Regions from separate parts of the Homo sapiens genome. Here region 2 is linked to region 1. A link is a loop called in an ENCODE intact Hi-C map of the cell type or tissue named here. Cell type or tissue: natural killer cell. All regions are shown on one strand. Each heading gives the region's core, and the rest is flanking DNA. Links, peaks and the distances in the headings are about the cores only.

Region 1 (10,840 bases), core at 1,624-9,623:
TTTGCTACTTCTTCGTACTCAGTATGTTGAAAGTCAAGTAATGCCTCCCATTAGTATTAGTTTCTATTATCGTTAGTTTCTATTAATTATTATTCTATAATTTATAATTATAGTTATTATTAGTGTTTTTCAGTGGTGCCATCATCCTCTCAAGTTTGCAACCCTGGAGCATTTGGAGGGCCATATAATAAACTCTGTTATTTCAAACCTGGAATCCTGCTACTTAGTTACGATACTGGCTGCTGCCCCTTTGCTACCAAGCCAGCCCGGATCCAGCGACCTGAGAGGAGCATGGGTAGTTGGAGCACTTAGAACCCCTTTAGGATTGTAGCATTTCCTTGTGGTCAAAACCCTTCTATGACTTCCCATTGCACTCAGGCCGGTTTGGGATTTTACTTTTTATCCTATGAGGCTCTGTGTGTTCTGGCCTCCCCAACCTTCTCTCACTTCTTTTACACCCCATCCTCCTCTCTGAGCATCTTAACTGCAAGGTCCTTCTTTCAGTTCCTCAAATTGCCCAAGCCTTTTCCGGCCTTAAGGCTTTTGTTTTTGTATACACCTGCACCACTCTCTTGGCTTGGGCTGTCCTTGCTCTGCTCCCCACTAGCTTTTACCCAGCTAACTTCAGGTTCAGATTAAATTGTCACCTCAGAAAGGCCCTCCTTTATGCTCTCGTCCCACTACCCCCATCCACCCTCAGTTAAGACTGGCAGAGCTCCTGTTATTTTTTCATAGCTGTCACCACAATTCATGATTCAGGACCATGTCTGTTTTGGTCCTGAATCTCAGTGTATCTCCAGAGCCTGGCCAAGTGTCAGGCATACAACAGACTTCCAGTAAATATTTGTAGGCTGTGTTGTAAGTCTGGGCTTTTGCTTTTGTTATTTATTGCTGTCCTGTAGTTTTTTTGTTTTTGGGTTTTTTTTTTTTTTGAGACAGAGTCTCGCTCTGTTGCCCAGGCTGGAGTGTAGTGGCGTGATCTCGGCTCACTGCAACGTCTGCCTCCTGGGTTCAAGCAATTCTTCTGCCTCAGCCTCTCGAGTAGCTAGGACTACAGGTGCGCACCACCACACCTGGCTAATTTTTGTATTTTTAGTAAAGATGGGGTTTCACCATATTAGCCAGGCTGGTCTTGGACTCCTGACCTTGTGATCCACCTGCCTCAGCCTCCCAAAGTGCTGGGATTACAGGCGTGAGCCACCGCACCCAGCCTATCCTGTAGTTTCTGGTAGCCTTGCCTACGTCCTCAGTGTCTCCTCTGGGACTTGATCTCACTGTTGGAAGTCTTGCCACAGTGAGATAGATTCCAAAATTGCTGAAGAGGACACCAATCCTGTTCTGAATTGTACCTCTGCATGGAATCCCTTATCACTAAGCCAGACTAGATCTAAACTAAACTGTGCTAAGCTCACTAAGTCCCACAAGTATTGCACCTTGGTTGTCCAGGCTGGGGTCAGCACTTGCAGCTGTTATTCTTCCGTATTTCAACCTGCTCTTGATTTCTTACTCCTCCCTCCACCCAGCATGGGGCTTCTAAAGACGTTGTATACTTTCCAGCTGAGCCTACTTACCCTTTGACATTTTGCAGCCTGTTGACATTGACAACTGCCTCCAGTGTCTCACCCCTACAGATTGCCCCCACACTGATCTTCCTGAAACAGTGCTTTGTTTATGTTTCCTGCTCCCTCCCAAATCGACCACAGGCACTACAGTTTGAAAGCCTTCAATGGTGTTTCATTGCCTAGAGGGTTTAAATGCTTTAGCTTGTTATTTAAAGTTTCTGGACTAGCACTGTCCAATAGAAATAGAATGTAAGCCACAAATATGAGCCACATATGTATAGATTTTCTAGTAGCTACATTAAAAAAGTAGAAAGGGGTGAAATTGATTTTTATAGCATTTTATTGACTTCAGTATATCCAAAATATTAACATTTAAATAGGTAATTGGTAAAAATTATTAATGAGATACTTTACATTCTTTTTTCTAGTTAAGCCTTTGAAATCTGGAGTGTATTTTTCGCTCATAGACATCTCAGTTCAGAGTAACCACATTTCAAGTGCTCAGTAGCCACATGTGGCTAGTGGCTACCATGTTGGACAGCACAACTCTAAACCATGCTCTCCACATAGTTGAAGGGCCATACCTGGGTACTTCCAGCCACTGGTCTTTTGGCTACTATTCCCCTCACCTAGAACCAGCTTCCTTATCCAAATGTGCCAACCTTCCTTGCCAAGAAACACAAGGGGACCCCAAGATCAAAGGGGGACCCTAAGATTAAAATTTAAGTTCTCGTCATATTCTCTGAAAACTTTTAACAATTTTTTTGGTGTCATTGTTTTTTTCATATAGTGATTACTTACGGTCTTTACCAATTTGCGTTATAATCAGAGGTAATATTACAATATTTAACAACAGATAAAGCATGAACCAATAAGAATCGGTGTCTGATGAATTAGAATTGATGGCAGCTGTACACAGCCTCAGTGTTCTCATTTGTGTGTACCTGCTTAATAGCAACGCTGTGTATTGTATTTTTTTTTTTTTTTTTTTTTTTTTTTGTTGAGGCAGGGTCTTACTCTGTCACCCAGGCCGGAGTGCAGTGGCATAAACATGGCTCATTGCAACCTCCATCTCCTGGGCTCAAGCAGTCCTCCCACCTCAGCCTCCTGAACAGCTGGAACTACAGACACGCACCTCCACACCTGGCTCATGTTTTGTAGAGATGAGGTCTCACTATGTTGCCCAGGCTGGTCTGGATCTCCCAGGCTCAAGCAATCTGCCTGCCTTAGCCTCCCAAAGTGCTGGGATTACAGGCGTGAGCCACCATGTCTGGCCTGTGTATTGTTGACTTCCCCATAGGACTGAGTTTCTTGAAGGCAGGCATTTATCTTACCCGCTTTGTATCCCTAGAACAGTTTCTGACCAGTTGTGTAGTAGTAGGCAGTGTGTAAATGTTTTAAATAAATGAACAAATGTTACCTTCTATTCTCTTTTATTCTTTTTATGTGCTATGCTTTGTCTTTCTAGTTAGAAACTGAAATGTAAGTCCTTTGAGTACAGAGATCATGAATTACGAAGGTGTATATGGTATATTTGCTTGGTTGTCTTCATGGGAGCATTTCACCATCCTCTGAATGTCGATTTGTGCTTTCTTTTTCCCCCAAACCACCTTATTGAGGTATGACTGACATACTAAAAGCTTTAGGTATTTAACATATACCACTCGATGTGTTTGGAGATTTTCTTTAAAAAAAAAAAAAAAAAACTATGTTTAGATATTGTTATGGATTTTCAGGTTGGGTCATTAATGAAGTTTGACAGTTTTAATAAGACTGACTTTCTTTGTGGTTTATAAACAGGCTCCGAAAGCAGCTTCAAAAGTAGAGCTCCAAAATAGTTCCATAATTATTGTAATTAATGCAAGTCTTCCAGAATTCGGGCAGAGTTGGAGAGTCTCTGAATTAGGAGTCAAAAGTCCTGGATTCATTTGTATTGCTGACATTTGCTTGAGTGCATACTGGGTGCCAAGCGCAGGAATGACTGAAAATTCAAAAACTACAGTATGGAAAAAAAAATACCCCTTTAACACACAGGTGAAATGGTTAATTCTTCCTAGGAAGATTGAATTTCTCTCTGTTCTCTTAGACTTTACTCATTTCTGACATAGACTACATTATATCATGTTTCTTAATCTGTCTCTCCTGCTGGATTGCAAATTTCTTAAGTGAGACTATTGTAGTCATCTTTGCATCCCTAGGCACATACTGTACTGTGTCTGTCATATCGTAGACACTCAAATGTTTGTTAAATAAATAACTTGAAGTAAGTTACTTAGCTTTGCAGAGTCTTAGTTTTTTCTTTTGCAAGTAGGAACTTCTCTACTTCAGAGAATTGTTGAAACTGTAGTGAGAATAATCTTTTAAAACTACAGATGTGTTCTGTGTATATCTTAATTTAAAACATTTACTTAAAAAGCAAGTGTAAATCTGATCATATTTCTCCCCTACTTAAAACTGTTAATAACTGGGTGCACAGGCTCGTGCCTGTAATCCCAGCACTTTGGGAAGCTGAGGTGGGTGAATATCTTGAGCTCAGGAGGTCAAGACCAGCCTGGGCAACATAGCAAAACCCTGTCTCTGCAAAAAATACAAAAATTAGCTGGGCGTGGTGGTGCCTGCCTGTAGTCCCAGCTACTCAGGAGGCTGAGGTGGGAGGCTAGCTTGAGCCTGGAGGCAGAGGTTGCAGTCAGCCGAGATTGCGCCACCACACTCCAGTGTGGGTGACAGAGTGAGACCCTGTCTCAAAAACAAAACTGTCAGTGAGGCCTAAAGACCCTGATAAGAACCTGAATTCTTGTTCTTGCCTTTTTCACTGACTGCCCAGTGAAGCTTCTGCCAGCGTCCCCTGCCTCTTTTCCTACTGTCTTCCCCCTTGCTGAGTGTACTCTCACCATACTGACCCTCTTCAAGTTCCGGAAATGTGTGTTCTTCACTACCCAAGGTCCCTTCCTTGAGCATACTATTCTCACAGCTGGAAGCCCGCAGGCCCAACCTTAGTTAATGCCTCTTCAATCCTGAGCTCAGTGTGTGTGTCTCCTCTTTAATGACTTCCTAATCACCCCGCCCCACATTAGAAGATATCAATTGTATAATTATTTAATTTGTATATTATATTTCCCCTTCTGGAAAATAGCTACATGAATAAAAATACTCTGTTTTATTCACATTTGTGTCACCAACATCTAGCACTGTGAGTTGCACATAGTAGGTCCTCAATAAATATTTTTTCAAATGAAGTTAAGAAAGAGAATTTAAAATAGAATTTCTAAAAAACCTCATTTTAGGCAAAGCTTGGTGGCTCATGCATGTAATGCCAGCACTTTGGGAGGCCAAGGCAGGCAGGTCACTTGAGTCCAGGAGTTCGAGACCAGCCTGGGTGACATGGTGAAACCCATCTCTACAAAAAAAAAAAAAATTAGCTGGTTGTAGTAGTGCGCGCCAGTAGTCCCAGCTACTCGGGAGGCTGATACAGGAAGGTTGCTTGAGCCCGGGAGGCAGAGGTTGCAGTGAGCTGAGATTGCACCATTAAGCTCCAGCCTGGGTGACAGAACAAGACTCCGTCTCCAAAAAAAGAAAAGAAATTATGCTTGGGCTTGACATGATGACGCTCTCACTAAACATTTGAATGCATAGACATGCTGAATGCTGTGCTAGGAGCCAGGACTACAGAGGTGGGGCGAAAGGAGATCTTTGTTCCCAAGGAATGCACAGCCAGGTGGGTGAGACAGATGTGGACACAGATGAGTGCCATTTAGTGTAATAAGTGCTGTAATAGACAGTACAAGAGGTGCTGCGGGGATGAAAAGGAAGGTCATCAACACGATGGGGAGGTTGAGAAAGCCTTCCCAGGGAAGGTGACACTCACACTAAGTTGTGGAGGAAAAGGGCATTTCCGGCAGAGAGAACAGCCTGTGTAGAGGCATGGGGGAGCGTTTTTAGTATGTGGAGAAGATGACCGGCACAGCGGTATGCTTTACAAGGCTGGCATTAGGGTACAGGGCTAATAGCTGACTTACAGTTGAACCATGATATGTCAGACTCAGCCTCTTACTCCACTGCAGTTTAGGACAGGAAATGACCTTAGAATAATGATCTGAATCTGTATGTTTGAATTCATAAAGGCATAGAGTACCATTCAGAGAAGATAATCATAAACCACAACGGCACTTGTCACTTCTAGTTAATATACTTGCTTCAGTGGTGTACCTATAACCATGCAAATGATGTTAGGTGGAATTAGAAAGTGGTGACTCATTTAAGCTTATCTGTAGGAGCAGAGAGTGTAAAGGAAGTGACTTCTAGATCACCTGAGGTGAGTGCTGATACCATCTCAAATGGATCAGACACTGAACCAGTGAAAGAGAGGAAATCAGAAAAGAGGACTACCCAGAAGGGCCTCTGGTATATGTTCTGGGAAAGACAGTTCCTACAGCTTGAAGGTCTTTACATATCTCCAAGTCTCCAAGTGGTTCACTGAGCTAACATTAATCTAATTTAATTCTCAACCAGATTTGAAAAAGGGAGATTAATTGGATAAAAATGTAGCCCATTTTCCTTCATTTACTCCTATTTGTTTTCAATGTCTCTTTCCTTTTCTGTCTCCTCCTATCCATTTTTCTCTCCCTGTTACTCTTAAGTAGTGTCTCCTTTCCCCATCCACCCCATCTCTAGCCATCTTCCATTCTATTTCCGCTAAGTTGCTTTCAGTTGCAGGATGTCCATACCTTGTTGGCTAAACTAATGTTTCTCAGCTTTGCATATTCAGAGCTTGATATTTTTCAAATGGGAAGAAGTGATTATGCTCTGGTAGTGCTGATTACACTCACAAGATGTTAATTGACTTACGGTAATGCCGATTTCTGCAAGTTCTGTGTATGTATTTGATCTACATAACAAAGGGCTAAGGAGCTAAGTGATGATAGGGAGAATGGTAGTAATGAATGCAGTTTAGTTTAAGATGTTTGGAAGAGAAAGGACAGAGAAAAATGGAAGCAGGACGAGGTTGAGAAGGCAACACCTTTAAGTAAGATAGAAAATCAGGCTGGGTGCAGTGGCTCATGCCTGTAATCCCAGCACTTTGGGAAGCCAGAGTAAGAGGATCACTTGAGGCCAGGAGTTCGAGACCAGCTTGAGCAACATAGTGAGACCCCCATCTCTACAAAAAATGTTTTAAACATCAACTGAGCATGATGGCACATGCCTGTAGTCCTAGCTACTCAAAAGGCTGAGGCAGGAGGATTGCATGAGCCCAGGAGTTGGAGGCTGCGGTGAGCTAGGATTGCATCACTACACTCCAGCCTGAGAGACAGAGTGACACCCTGTCTCAAAAAAAAAAAAAAAAAGAAAGAAAAATCTATAATCTATTAAAAGATATACAGGAAGCACCCAGCGGAGAAAGAAAAATGGAAGTTGCTTGAATAGAGATGGTAGCAGATTTGATGGGGCAAGGCCACCAGATTCCTCCCATGGGCACAGGTAGACTATATTCATTGGAAGTTCCTTGTAGTATCTCAACAGAGTAAGAAGTCGTCATGGGTTCTCATCTTGGATACCTTGAGCTCAAAATGAGTTTATGCTACTTTGTTTTGTCATGGCACCCACTAGAATGGTTTGCACATAGTAGGTGTAAACAGTCGAGATAAAGTCACAGGATTGAAAGATGATACTGATTATACCTTTAAACTTCTTACCAGGTAACACTATCTGTGGTTTATGACAAGGGAACATGTTTATTAATCCTCTTGTGAATAGTACAGTTACATTGAATTTTTTTCCTAAAGGTGTTGATTTATTAAATGTGTACATTGAAAATATGCCAGGTTTTTTTTTTTTTTTTTTGAGACAGAGTTTCGCTCTTGTTGCCCAGGCTGGAGTACAATGGCACCATCTCGGCTCGTCGCAACCTCCGCCTCCTGGGTTCAAGTGATTCTCCTGCCTCAGCCTCCCGAGTAGCTGGGATCACAGGCGTGTGCCACCACGCCCGGCTAATTTTGTATTTTTAGTAGAGACAGGATTTCTCCATGTTGGTCAGGCTGGTCTCAAACTCCTGACCTCAGGTGATCCGCAGCCTCCCAAAGTGCTGGGATTACAGGCGTGAGCCACCCTGCCTGGCCCAGAATTTTCATAATGGTGTTTTGGCATGTCTTTATTTAAAAAAATATATATACATATCTCGAGCCTCAAAAACTGGAAGTGGACCAGGCTTTCTAACCTGGAGACCCCCTGGTCAGCATATCAAGAGAAATGTCTTGGGTACTTGCTGGGTACAAGATTCTGATGTGGAGGAAGGCAATCCAAAGTAAAAGATGAAACAGCTGCTCTCTGAGGAGCTAAATGTCTTTCTCCTGTGAAAATCCTGCTGATGGTGTCTCATGCTCAGTAATATCCTTTTCCTGAGGAGAGGTTTTACTCAGATGTTATCTCTGTAGACCTTCTAAATAAAGACTTTCCTGTTAGATGTACCATGGACAACAGATTTTAAGTTAATATTTCACCATCTACTCTTTAGTCAATTTTGTCAACCTTCTTTTTACTATACAAGTTTTATATTTTTACACCAATATGTTTAAAATTTACAGTGTTTTATCTTGCATTTTGGCTCAATTGCCTTAAACAAAAGGCCACAATACTTACTGATTCCAGCTTAAACCATGCAGGTGGGTCTGTGGACTGCTCCAGAAAGAGGAGATCTTTTTATGCCCCATACCCCAGTATGTAGCCAAAAGGCTCAGAGGGGAAAATACTACTTTTACAACACCAAAAAACAAAAACAAAACATAAACGGTAAAAAAGGCTCTTGGTAGAAATCACAAAGAGAAGAAGAATGAATGAAGATGTAAAAGACATCACATTTCAAGCCAGTAAGGGATGGTTTGAAAACTTTAAAAAGGGGGCCCTCTACCTGTCCTCCAAAACTTGTGACTCAATGTGCTTTAGCACAATGTGCTTTAGCACAATGTGACACAATGTGCTTTAGCACATTGTGGCGCCAGCCTGCGCTTCCTGAACTGGCCAGAGCCGGGACTCAACCGATGCAGCACGTTAGCTTTGGAAGCAGACAGTCTCTAGACTGACTGACTGTACTGAAAAATGTGTATTTCATGTCATTTTCTCTTGCTTTGCTTTAACCTCCTATTTTTCAGACCTTGGGCTTATCATTCAGGGTGCTTTTCAGAAAGGTAACTGGAGGCTGGAGAGGGGCCCCTACTTCACCTCCGTCTGGAGAGGCGTGATGCTGTTGGATACCCTGTCGCTGGCAACCCACCTGCCCAGTACTTGAATCTTGAAATTCTGACACATTGAATCTGGAAACATTGCCATATCCTTTAGTTTTTCTTTTCTCTGTGGCTTTGGACTTTGACCTTCTCATTTTTATGTTCATGCCACCATCCTGAATCTAAATCATCCTTGGTCTATTTCTGGGTTATTTAAATAGCTCTCTAGTCAGTTGTCTTGTTTCTAGTTTCTCCCCAGAAAACATTTCCTACGTACTATTTTCTTTTCCTTTCTTTAGCAACCTGTCCTTACTGTGTGAAATCCAAACACCTTTGTTCCAGCCAAGTTCGTTTACTGCTCCCATTTATCAACTGTCATTTCTTTCTTTTGAATCTTTGCGTTCTGTACAATCTTTTCTCTGTTTTCCATATTATTTTCTCTCTTTTTGTCCCCATGCTCTATAAAGGTTTGACTTATGTAAAATTTTCTCCCTGCTTCTGGCTGCCAATTCATTGTCCCCCTTACTCTCAAAAAGCCTTCTCGAAACTTTGTCTTCCTGAAAGCCTTTCTTAAGTAACGCCTCCTTCATTTGGATATAGTTTGTTCTTACTGATATGATTGTGATGATAATGAATTACGTAGACTTTGCTAATTGCATTCATTAGTTCTAATGGCATTTTTATAGATTTCGATGTTTTTTTAAACAAATATATCATTTACAAAGAAAGACAAATTTACTTTCCAGTCTTTGAGTTCTAATTCATACCTTAATGTCCTGGCTAGTACTTCGAGTACCATGCTGAACAGAAGTGATACGAGTGGGCATTCTTGCTTTTCTCCTGTGTCTTAGGGAGAAAGTATTTAGTCTTGTATCACTAACTGTGGTATGATCTGTGCGTTTTCATAGTTGCACTTTATCAGGTTCCAGAATTTCTCTTTTAATCCTAGTTTACTGAGAGTTTTTAATCAGGAATGGAGATTGTTTCATTGGATGTGCTTTTTAAAATATATTAAAATATGTTTTTTCTTTTTTAGTCTGTTAACATGGTAAATTATTTTGACTGACTTTTGAACATTAAACAACCCTGGATTCCTGGGATAAGCCCCATTGGTCATGATAGAGTTTGGTTTTTTTTTTTTTTTTTTTTCCCCCCGAGACGGAGTCTCGCTCTGTTGCCAGGCTGGAGTGCACTGGTGCAGTCTCGGCTCACTGCAACCTCCGCCTCCCAGGTTCAAGCGATTCTCCTGCCTCAGCCTCCTGAGTAGCTGGTACTACAGGCACACACCACCATTGCCTAGCTAAGTTTTGTATTTTTAGTAGAGATGGGACGGGGTTTCACTGTGTTGGCCAGGCTGGTCTCAAACTCCTGGCCTCGTGTGATCCACCCGCCTCGACCTCCCAAAAGTGCTGGGATTTCAGGCGTGAGGCACTGTGCCCGGCCATCATTTTTTTTTTCTTTTTTTTTTTTTTTAATTTAGCAAAAAAAGTTTTAACATAAAAAATGCACATGACTTTTTTTTTTATTATTTTTATTATTTTTTTATTTTTTTGACAAAAAGTCTCACTCTGTTGCCCAGGCTAAAGTGCAGTGGCACGATCTCCACTCACTGCAACCTTCACTTCCTGAGTTCAGGTGTGTGCCACCACACCCGGCTAATTTTTATAAATTTATTAGCGACAGGGTTTCGCCATGTTGGCCCACCTTAGTCTTCCAAAGTGCTAGGATTACGGGCATGAGCCACCATGCCCAGCCAACCTATGGATTATTTAGAAGTGTTATTTGATTTCCAAATACTTGGAAGTTTCTACATATCTTTCTGTTATTGATTTCTACTTTAATTTTATTGTACCAAAGAATAGACTTTGTGTTTCTAGGGTCCCCAAGACTATCCCTAGGTTCAGTGATTACTTAGGAGAACACACAGGGCCCAGCATATAGTCATACTCATGACTAAGATTTATTTCAGTGAAAAAATACAGTGCAAAATTAAAAGGGAAAAGGTGCTGGTAGAAGCCAGGTGCCCAGGTGCAAGCTTCCAAAAGTCTTTTCCCAGTAGAACAT
Region 2 (10,840 bases), core at 1,582-9,581, 74 kb after region 1:
CATGAATGGAGTTCCAAGGAGTTTTTCTGGTTCAGCTATGCCTATAATGCATCATCTGGTTCAGCTATGCCTATAATGAAACAGAGAAATGCAGTCTCTGTTTCAGTGAAGTAGGAGAACTTAAAGACATCTGTGAAGCAAATTACACATAAAATCTTTCTGGATAAGTTATTGAGTTTTTCCAATGCTATCAACCTAATTTTTATAGAAAGAGAACTTTTTTTTTTTTTTTTTGCACAACTGTGATAAATAGGTGAGGGACAAAATCAACTAGAGAAAGCCTATTTTCACTTGCTGTGAGCATCCCTCATGTGTTTTACAGAGAGGATGGGCAATGTTGATTAAGCTGGGAGCAAGTGAATGGATATCAATTGAGAGCTTCTACTGTACTGATTTTACACTTCACATCACATAAATATGCATTTGTTCCCAACAAGACCTTGCTAGGTGGGTGAGCAAAGTAGATATTTTGGTAACCCCTTCCCACCCAGTAGATGAGGCAACAGCTTCCTGGAAGTGCCTTCTTAGCCTTGAGTCTTGGCTGGTTATAGAGAAGCCTACACCAAAACAGATCATCAAGCGTTGTGCATTAATAGATTTTTCTTGCACACACAAAAAACATACACTACCAGCATCTTTTTACCTTTTTTTTTTTTTTTTTTTGAGACAGGGTCTCACTCTGTTGCCAAGGCTGGAGTGCAGTGGTGTGATCACAGCTCACTGCAGCCTTGACCTCCTGGACTCAACCAGTCCTCCCACCTCAGCCTCTCAAGTAGCTGGGCCCACATACATGTGTCACCACGCCTGGCTAATTTTTGTATTTTGGGTAGAGGTGGGGTTTCGCCCCCAGGCTGGTCTTGAACGCGTTAGCTCAAGCCATCCACCTGCCTCAGCCTCCCAAATTGCTGGGATTATAGGCATGAGCCACTGCACCTGGCCTTTTTTAGTTTTTATGTTTTGTAGCTATGAGCTTTAGAGTAGCTGATAGGTTTGTAAATATTCATACCTGTATTATAATGGAGATTTGTGTCATTTGAATAATTATTCCTCAATAGGGCCAGGAGCGGTGGCTCACGCCTGTAATCCCAGCACTTTGGGAGTCTGAGGCGGTCGGATCACGAGGTCAGGAGTTCAAGACCAGTCTATCCAACATAGTGAAACCCTGTCTCTACTAAAAATACAAAAATCGGCCGGGTGTGGTGGCAGGCGCCTGTAGTCCCAGCTACTTGGGAGACTGAGGCAGGAGCATCGCTTGAACCCAGGAGGTGGAGGTTGCAGTGAGCCAAACTCTCACCACTGCACTGCAGCCTGGGCGACACAGCAAGACTGTGTCTCAAAAAAAAAAAAAATATTCCTCAATAATTACATATGTAATGAATTCTTGAAAATGTTGCATAAATTTTTAGTAGTTTCCTTTTGGTACATTTTAATTCATAAAATTTTAACAAACTTTTTCTTGACTCATTTTATTCTTTGAGGAAAACTTAATTACTTTTTACTGTCTTGCCCTATAAATAGTCTCATATAAAAATAAATGAACTGACATTTAGTTTATTAAGCACATTTCCTAAAAATGAAAAGTGGGGCCAGCCATTATAGTGTACTTTAATTTCAGTTATAAAGAAAGCAGGAACGTTATTCATAAATTATAAGCCCGGGAAACCCTGCCAATTCCAATAGCCTTAGCCTAATACCCAGGCACTGTGACCTGCAGGGGCGGAACAACAGGTGCGCCGCTTTGCTCACTGCCATACTTTCTTGCAGGTCAGTGTCTGCTGTAAGAATTTCACCACCACCTCTGCCAAAAGCCAAATAAAATAGGGAAAGAAATCTAGAGCTATTAATATCCCAATGCTGGAAACCTTTCCTATCTACCCTTCTCCCCCAAGATGGGAAACATTCCCTCCCTGCTTCTCTCCCTCCCTTTCTTACCTTTAAGATGCATGTGCATAGACACACACACACACACAAAGTTACTCAAAGTTACTTCACAGTATCTGTGGCCTTATTGAGAGAATTTCAGTCTAAACCTTTGAAAAAAAAATTTTTTTGCCCTGAATTCCTTACATACTTTTTTCTTCTCTCTTCTTTTAGGCAGTATTTTTGTGTTTCTGCAGAGTTTTGCACAAAATCTGTTCCCATGCAAACCAATGAGGGAGAAGTATCGGAAGAAAGCAGTTCCAAGGTCAGTAAATTACTGAAAGGTACAGTTTGGGTAGAAATTGAACAGTAGAGGCTGTGGATGAGTAGAATGGGTATTTCATTTTACATGACTGTAAAAATTCGATTGAGTTAAATTAGAACCTAACATAAGATTGAGAAATATTTTTTCTTTTCAGTATACTTTTTAATCCTATATGCTAATTTAAAACAATTTTACTGAACTACAGAGAACTTTATAATTTATTTTTAGAACACTAATACTATGTCTTTTAAAGTTTGTTACGAAAGTTACTATAGGCTTATAAAAAATCAGAAGTATATAAAGTCAGGAGTCAAAGCTGGTCCCCTGTTCCTGCTGCACAGAGGCAGTCACTGATAATTTTTAGGTGTTTTTCTATTACAAATTTTATTTTATTTTATTTTAGATTTAGAGGTACACGTGCAGGTTTGTTGCATGAGTATGTTGTGTGATGCTGAGGCTTGGGGTACAAGTGATTCCATCACTCAGGTAGTGAGCATAGTACCCAAGAGCTTGTCTTTGAACCCTTGTTCCCTTCCCTCCCTCTCCCTTTTGGAGTCCCCAGTGTCCACCGTTTCCATCTTTATGTCCACATGTACCCAGTGTTTAGCTCCCACTTATAAGTGAGAACATGCAGCATTTGGTTTTCTGTTTCTGTGTTAATTCATTTAGGATAATGGCCTTCAGCTGTATCCCTGTTGCTACAAAGGACGTTATTTAATTTTTTTTTTTTTTTTTTTTTTTTTTTTTAGACTGGGCCTGGCTCTATTGCCCAGGCTGGAGTGCAGTCATACGATCTTGACTCATTGCAGCCTCTGCCACCCAGGCTCAAACCATCCTCCCACCTCAGCCTCCTGAGTAGCTGGGACTACAGGTGCACACCACCAAACCTGGCTAATTTTTGTATTTTTTGTAGAGACGGGGTCTCACTTTGTTGTCCAGGCTGGTCTCACACTTCTGATCTCAAGCACTCCACCCACCTAGGTCTTCCAAAGTACTGGGATTACAGGCATGAGCCACCATGCCTGGATGATTTAATTCTTTTTTATGGCTACATATTATAAATTTTTAAATGGTAATTTGTTTGCTTTGTTTTTTCAATCTAGAGCCTAAGGAGTGTTATCATCATCAAATCTTGTATGTAAATATATATAATAAATAAAATAAAAATAAATATATATTAATCCTATATATAAATCCTATATATAAATATTTATCTATATTTTTGTCTATATCTGGCTCCATGTGCTGATTTTCCTTGGCTGCTTCTTAACATAGTTACATGAGACCCTTAGTATTACTTTTACTTCCCTCTCTGTCCATTCAGAATTGTCTGTAGCTCTTCCTGGGAGCTCTGAAAACAACTCTTTCCATTTCTTTCTGAATGCCCCCTCTGCGGGGCTATGATCTAGTCCGTGGCTTGGGTGGAGGGACAGATGTCATCCTGTCCTCTTAGTTTTCCTTTCCCATATCACCAGATTTCTTTCTTCTTTCCGTAGCTAAAGCAGAAGCATATAGGTTTTCATCAGACTCATTTAGACCCTGAATCTGATGTAGGGTTAGTCAGAGCCTGTGAGGTACACACACGATCTAGGAATCTCCCTCACACACACACACACAGAGGCACACATACCCAGGACACCCAAGATACACACACCCCAGAATTTCTGAGGTACATATACACCCTTCCTCAAGATCCTAATTTACTAATTGATAGTGAAATATAATGTTAAGGAAGATTGGGGCTCATGCCTGCAATCCCAGCACTTTGGGAGTCCGAGGTGGGCAGATTGCTTGAGCTCAAGACTTCGAGACCAGCCTAGGCAACATGACAAAACCCTGTCTCCAAAAAATACAAAAATTAGTTGGGCATGGTGGTGCATGCCTGCAGTCCCAGCTACTCAGGAGGCTGAGGTAGGAGGATCATTTGTACCCAGGGCTGTTGACGCTGCAGTGAGCTGTGATCATGCCACTGCACTCCAGCCTGGGCAGCAAAGCCAGACCCTGCCTCAAAAAAAAGGAAGATTGGATTTCTGGCTAGTACATTTTCTCCCTGGAAAGAGAAGGTATAATTGGGAGATTGCTTGGTGAACATGTAATTAGACTGGTATAGAATATATTACTGTGCCATAAACTCAGTTTTCAACTTCTTTTTGGAAAAATAAATGACTAGCTTTCTTGATTTTTCAATTACTGAATAGTTTATCAGTTCAGAATGAATTAGACTCAAGAATAAGAGAACATTCTTTTTATACTTGCACTAAGTGGATGCTTCTGTTATAAATTAGATTATAACTTCAACTTCATCAGCCTTAGTTTAACTCAGGCTCTTATGTTTTTCCTCCTGATGTTTGCTTTTGTTTAAAATCTTATATTTGGAGGCTGATCTCATCTCGCAGGGGTCAGTCCATTCTCCTCCTCCGAGGGTGTAAATCAATCAATCAATAAAATCTTATATTTGGAATGATTTAATGTATGGCTGGAATTTGTCATTTTGCTGTGGTTACATAGTTTGTGGATGTCTGTTAACAGAAGGCCATTAGGAAAGGTAGTAGGTTTTGAGGAAAAGTAGAGAATTTTTTACCAAAAAGTGATTTTCAGCTGAATTTATTTTTGTTCAATATATTTTTTTTGAGACTGGATCTTTCTCTGTCACCAAGTCTGGAGTGTGGTGGTATGATCACGGCTCACGGCTCACGGCTCACGGCTCACGGCTCACAGCTCACAGCTCACAGCTCACTGCAGCCTCAACCACCCAGCCTCAAGCAATTCTCCCACCTCAGCCTCCCAAGTAGCTGGGACCACAGGTGTGTGCCACCACACCTGGCTCTCTTTTTTTTTTTGGTAGAGACAGAGTCTTGCTGTGTTGCCCAGGCTGGTCTCGAACTTCTGGGCTCAAGTGATTCTCCTGCCGCAGTCTCCCAAAGTGCTGGAATTATAGGTGTAAGCCACTGCGCCTGGCCTTCAATAAATAATTATTAAGCACGTGTTATCATGGGATACAACAGTGAACCAAAAATACATGGTTCCTACTCTCAAGGCGGTTTCATTTTAGTGGGAGACATGAATAAATATAAATAAAGATAATAATTATAAATGATGGTAAGTACTATGAAAAAAATAAAGCCATGTCATGCAGGGCAGCTGGGAGGAAGAGCGTAGCTAGTCAAGGAAGGTCTCTCTGAGACGGGGACATTTCAGCTGAAGCTAATGGGCAAGGGAGCCAGCTGTGTGGAGAGCTGAAGCAACAGTGTTCTAGACACAGGAAACAGCTGCAAAAGCCCTTGGCCTCTTCTAAGAACTCTCAGAAACCTGTGGGCCAAGTGTGACAGGAGGTTAGAGAGAGAGACAGAGACCTTGCAAGACCTCAGAGGCCACAGTGTGCAACGTGGACCTATTCTCCATGCCTAGGGCAGCCATTGAAGGCTGTTCACTCGAGGAGTGATGTGATGTGTAGGATTTGCATTTTAAGAGGTGGCTCTGTCTGCTGTCTGGACAGTGGATTGGAAAGAGGTAAGAGTGGAAGCAGGGAGCCTGGTGAGAAGGCACGTGCAGCTGTTCGGGTAGGACTACATTCATGGGTGTTACTGGAAGTGGAGGAAAGACAGACTTGAGGTGTATTTTGGCGCCAAAACTGATGTGACTCGAGGATGGATTGAGATCCTTTTGCATCATAGAAATCAAAAGGGGAATTTCAAGAGAAAGGCTCACTCAGTAACTTCAGATGCTGCCAAGAATCAAGGAGGTTGACAAGTGAGAAAAGACACCTGGATTTGTTTAAGAACTAATTAAAGAGAAAGGATATGAGAAAACTTTCTAGGGGGTGATGGAGATGTTCTGTGTCTGATAGGGGTGCAATTGTTTATAATTACAATAAAAATGGTTACAGTGTAGGTATGTTTTATGTGGTGAAACTGACAATCAAATGGAGTGGAGAATACATGGAAGTATAGATGAAGCAGGAATGGCAGAATGTTGGCAACTATTGAAGTGTTGTGATGGGTACATAGGAGTTTATTTGTATTTACTTTGTACATGTTTTAAATTTTCTATGATAGTTTCTAAAAAGAACTTACTGGTGTTCAAGGGTGCCATTTAATTGGAGTAGGAGGTGCAGAAACCAAATTTTATGGGTTAAAGAGAAATTAAATGATTTTTAAAAATGAGTTATGACTATAGTCCACCACCCAATTTTAGGACATTTGGAAATAAATGGAAGAGAGAACAATGAGGAGGAGGATTAAGTTCAAGTGAAAGATTTTTTTTAAATGGAAGAGGACTATGCATGTTTGAGAAAAGAGGGAAGAAATGGGTTGAGGAAGGCAGAGTGCAGTTAGAAAAAGGTTTCTCAGATTCCCAGGCTTAACGGGCCTCGTACTGCAGTAATGCCTGAGCTCAGGCCCAAATCCTGCTCTTCTGACTCTTGTTTAATGGCGGAGGGAGTTTTGGAGGAGGAAAGAAAGAAAGGAAGTGGGTTCAGCTTTTCTTTGTATTGCCTTCGAAAGAGAAGTCATTGTAGTTGGTAGAGTGTAGAGTACACAGTTGAAGACTTGAAATGACAAGTTTTGATTTCCTATTAAGAGGAAAGGCTTGGAATTGCAGTTGTAGCGAAGGTGCTAAGAATAGTTAACAAATGAATTGGCCGGGCGCGGTGGCTCACGCCTGTAATCCCAGCACTTTGGGAGGCCGAGGCGGGCGGATCACGAGGTCAGGAGATCCAGACTATCCTGGCTAACACGGTGAAACTCCGTCTCTACTAAAAATGCAAAAAAAAAAAATTAGCCGGGCGAGGTGGCGGATGCCTGTAGTCCCCCGCGGGAGGCTGAGGCAGGAAAATGGCGTGAACCCGGGAGGTGGAGCTTGCAGTGAGCCAAGATTGCGCCGCTGCACTCCAGCCTGGGCGACAGGGAGACTCCGTCTAAAAAAAAAAAAAAAAAAAAAAAATAGTTAACAAATGAATAAACGGTCAATATGGTTTACAAAATATCCAGGTAAGTTGTGCAAGTATAGATCAGGAGCCCTTATGGATGGGCAGGGTTGGTATAGAAGTCTTTTTTTTTGAGACAGAGTCTCGCTCTGTTGCCCAGGCTGGAGTGCAGTGGTGCGATCTCGGGTCACTGCAAGCTCCGCCTCCCGGGTTCACGCCATTCTCCTGCCTCAGCCTCCCGAGTAGCTGGGACTTGACAGGCGCCTGCCGCCACGCCCGGATAATTTTTTGCCCAGATAATTTTTTGTATTTTTTAGTAGAGACGGGGTTTCAGCGTGTTAGCCAGGAAGGTCTCGATCTCCTGACCTCGTGATCCGCCCGCCTCAGCCTCCCAAAGTGCTGGGATTACAGGCTGAGCCACTGTGCCCAGCGCGGTATAGAAGTCTTATTGGAGGAAGTGAATTTTGCTGTTCCTCTTGAAGAGTGCTCTCTGAAACTGTGCAGCATCTTCCGTAACATTTTCTTGGAGAGAGATGTTTATTGAAGTTCAGAGATGGATTAGGATTATATATTCTTCGGGAGTTGGGAATTGTAGACTTTGACCTCTTGAGTTTAGGGATTTTTTTTTTTTTCTCTGCCAGAAAGATATAAAGCAGGTGATGGTTTCTAAAAGACTGCTGTAAACAGATTATAGATCATTCCTGAATTATGCACAAGCATAATTCCTTATTTTTGCCTCCTTTCCTCCCCTCCTCTCTCCTGATTAATTCAGCACATATTTATTGAGCACCTACTGTGTGCTAGGAACTGTGTTGGGTGTTGATACACAGAATTGACTCCTTAAACTATTATTTATTCTTTGTTTTAATTATTGGAGCTCCAACCACTTAAAGTGGAGGCAGGAAGAAAGAATGTTAAATTTCACATCAGTTTAGAACGAGCTTTTTTTCCCTGAATGGTCACCAGATTGCAATTTTGTATGACCTAACAAATTTCTCAAAGAGAGTTCTGCTATTGTTGTGAAAGCTTCTATTGTAAATGCTGAAGGAAGACAAGTTGACAGAGTTTTTGTTAATGTAAAACTTCAGATGCCTCTGAACATATCCTTTGGAGGAACAGTGAATATTTCTTACATTTTTCCCAAGGACCACTTCAGGGCTTATTTAATTTTTCTGCTGTGTATGTGAGAGATAAAATTGAATCAAATTAACAGAGTTACCCATGGATCTGTCTTATTGTTCCATATTTTTAGAGGTTAAATATGAAAATTACCTTCTGTGACTGGGTGCAGTGGCTCACGCCTGTAATCCCAGCAGTTTGGGAGGCCGAGGCAGGCAGATGACTTGAGGTCAGGAGTTTGAGACTAGCCTGGCCAACATAGCAAAACCCCATCTCTACTAAAAATACAAAAATTAGCTGGGCCTGTTAGTGTGCACCTGTAATCCCAGCTGTGCCTGTAATCCCAGCTACTCGGGAGGCTGAGGCAGGAGAATCAGTTGAACCCAGGAGGCAGAGGTTGCAGTGAGCCAAGATCACACCACTGCACTCCAGCCTGGGTGACAGTGTGAAACTCCATCTCAATAAAGACGAGACGAGACGGGACGGGACGGGACGGAGCCAGGAGGCAGAGGTTGCAGTGAGCCAAGATCACACCACGGCACTCCAGCCTGGGTGACAGTGTGAAACTCCATCTCAATAAAGGCGAGGCGAGGGCGAGGGCGAGGGCGAGGGGCCTGTAGTCCCAGCTACTTGGGAGGCTGAGGCAGGAGAATTGCTTGAACATGGGAGGCAGAGGTTGCAGTGAGCCAAGATCATGCCCCTGTACTCCAGCCTGGGCAACAGAGTGAGACTCCATCTCAAAAAAAAAAAAAAAAAGGCTGGGCGCAGTGGCTCAAGCTTGTAATCCCAGCACTTAGGGAGGCCAAGGCGGGTGGATCACGAGGTCAGGAGATCGAGACCATCCTGGCTAACACAGTGAAACGCCATCTCTACTAAAAATACAAAAAAATTAGCCGAGCATGGTGGCAGGCGCCTGTAGTCCCAGCTACTTGGGAGGCTGAGGCAGGAGAATGGCGTGAACCTGGAAGGCGGAGCTTGCAGTGAGCCAAGATCGCGCCACTGCACTCCAGCCTGGGGGACAGAGCAAGACTCTGTCTCAAAAAAAAAAAAAAAAAAAAAAAAAAATATATATATATATATATATATTCTGTAAAATCCGGAGGCACAGATATGTATATGCTTCATTGGCCTGATTCCCGTAGAGAGAAATTCATGTGACCTATTTTATTTGGCATTTATGTGCTTATATTATCACACTGATCTGAAAACAGATACTACTATTTTATCTGTCACATGTGGCTTTGACTGGTTAAATGTAATGCTCATTTTTCTTAGTGTCTGGTTTCGCTGTCACATAGTGGAACTGTACATTACTGGGAGGTTTCAGCTCTATTGTGGATTTACTGACACATGCTGAACTAAGCTGTTTATTTGTATCATCTCTTCTTTTTATTGAGATATTATCAAAAATGACATACTTTTATAGTCATTCAGTTTTTTTAATGCAACAAACATTTATTGGGCACCTACTAGTTGCTGATGTCGTAGGTACAGGCATGCAAAGTGATTTATGTAAGACATGGTCTCTGCATTTCGGGCACTTTTAACCTAGTTGAGGGAGGTAACCATACCATACAGGCTATGATACCGATATTAAATATGTGCCTAGGGCAAAGCAATGAATTCTTTCTGGAAGGAAGTCCACAATGGAGAGGGAACACTTGAACTGGGCATTGTAGAAAGACGGGTTTCATGGTTTTTATTGGTTTGTTGTTGAATGGGTGAGGGGGAGAAGGCTATTATATGCAGAGGGAACTGTGTATAGCATATAAGGGGTAATGTGCCGGGCACGGTGGCTCATGCCTGTAATCCCAGCACTTTGGGAGGCCGAGGCGAGCGGATCACCTGAGGTTGGGAGTTCGAGACCAGCCTGACCGACATGGAGAAACCCTGTCTCTACTGAAAATACAAAAAATTAGCCAGGCATGGTGGCATGTGCCTGTAATCCCAGCTTCTCGGGAGGCTGAGGCAGGAGAAGCACTTGAACCCAGGAGGCGGAGGTTGTGGTGAGCCGAGACCGTGACATTGTACTCCAGCCTGGGCAACAAGAGCAAAGCTCCGTCTCAAAAAAAAAAAAAAAAAAAAAAAAAAACAGGTAATATGCGATGGGAGATGGTGAAAAATTTGATTGTGTTTCAGATATCTTGATGTCTGTTACATCACATCAAAACTTAGTGGTTTAAAACCACCATTGTAACCTCCTGAGTGGAATAATTGCAAAAAGTTTAGTAAATACTCTATCCTCAAGGATGTGGAGCATAACTTTCCACTCTTAAAGTGTGGATTCACACAGTGGAGAACCCTAAAGTCAGGCAATCAAGTCAACATCAACAGTGATAAGTCATTTTTATACTTTGTACCCTTGGTACGATGTGAGGAAATGGCACTTCAATTTCTAGTTGTCTTCCCTAAAACCCATTATCCCAGTCTAATCATGAGAAAAACATCAGACAAATTCCACTAGCGGAATGTTCTGCAGAATACCTGATCAGCACTCCTGAAAACTCAAGGAAAACTGAGAAAAATCTGAGGAACTGTCACAGCCAAGAGACAGCTAAGGAGACACAATGACAATGTAATGTGGTATTCTGGATGGGATCCTGGAACATTAG

The links. A loop is a pair of places that touch in the nucleus more often than their neighbours do. Peaks named below come from ENCODE experiments on the same cell type or tissue, not always from the same donor. Only the 100,000 strongest peaks of a DNase experiment are listed, where the experiment ranks them.
Region 2: a loop joins it to region 1, with 2.1 times the contacts of the local background. A loop is called at or near these places in 11 of 110 quality-filtered maps.

Annotation. Positions count from the first base shown.
Region 1 is chr22:40,049,911-40,060,750 of GRCh38, forward strand. It overlaps a transcript of TNRC6B not described here. Among named protein-coding and RNA genes, the nearest start is that of TNRC6B-DT, 11 kb to the left of the region's middle. In natural killer cell, for the core only: no CTCF peak of the experiment used is centred there; DNase peaks (open chromatin) are centred at 1,627, 5,841 and 8,571; H3K27ac peaks cover 1,367 bases.
Region 2 is chr22:40,123,678-40,134,517 of GRCh38, forward strand. It overlaps a transcript of TNRC6B not described here. Among named protein-coding and RNA genes, the nearest start is that of TNRC6B, 49 kb to the right of the region's middle. In natural killer cell, for the core only: no CTCF peak of the experiment used is centred there; a DNase peak (open chromatin) is centred at 5,504; H3K27ac peaks cover 1,207 bases.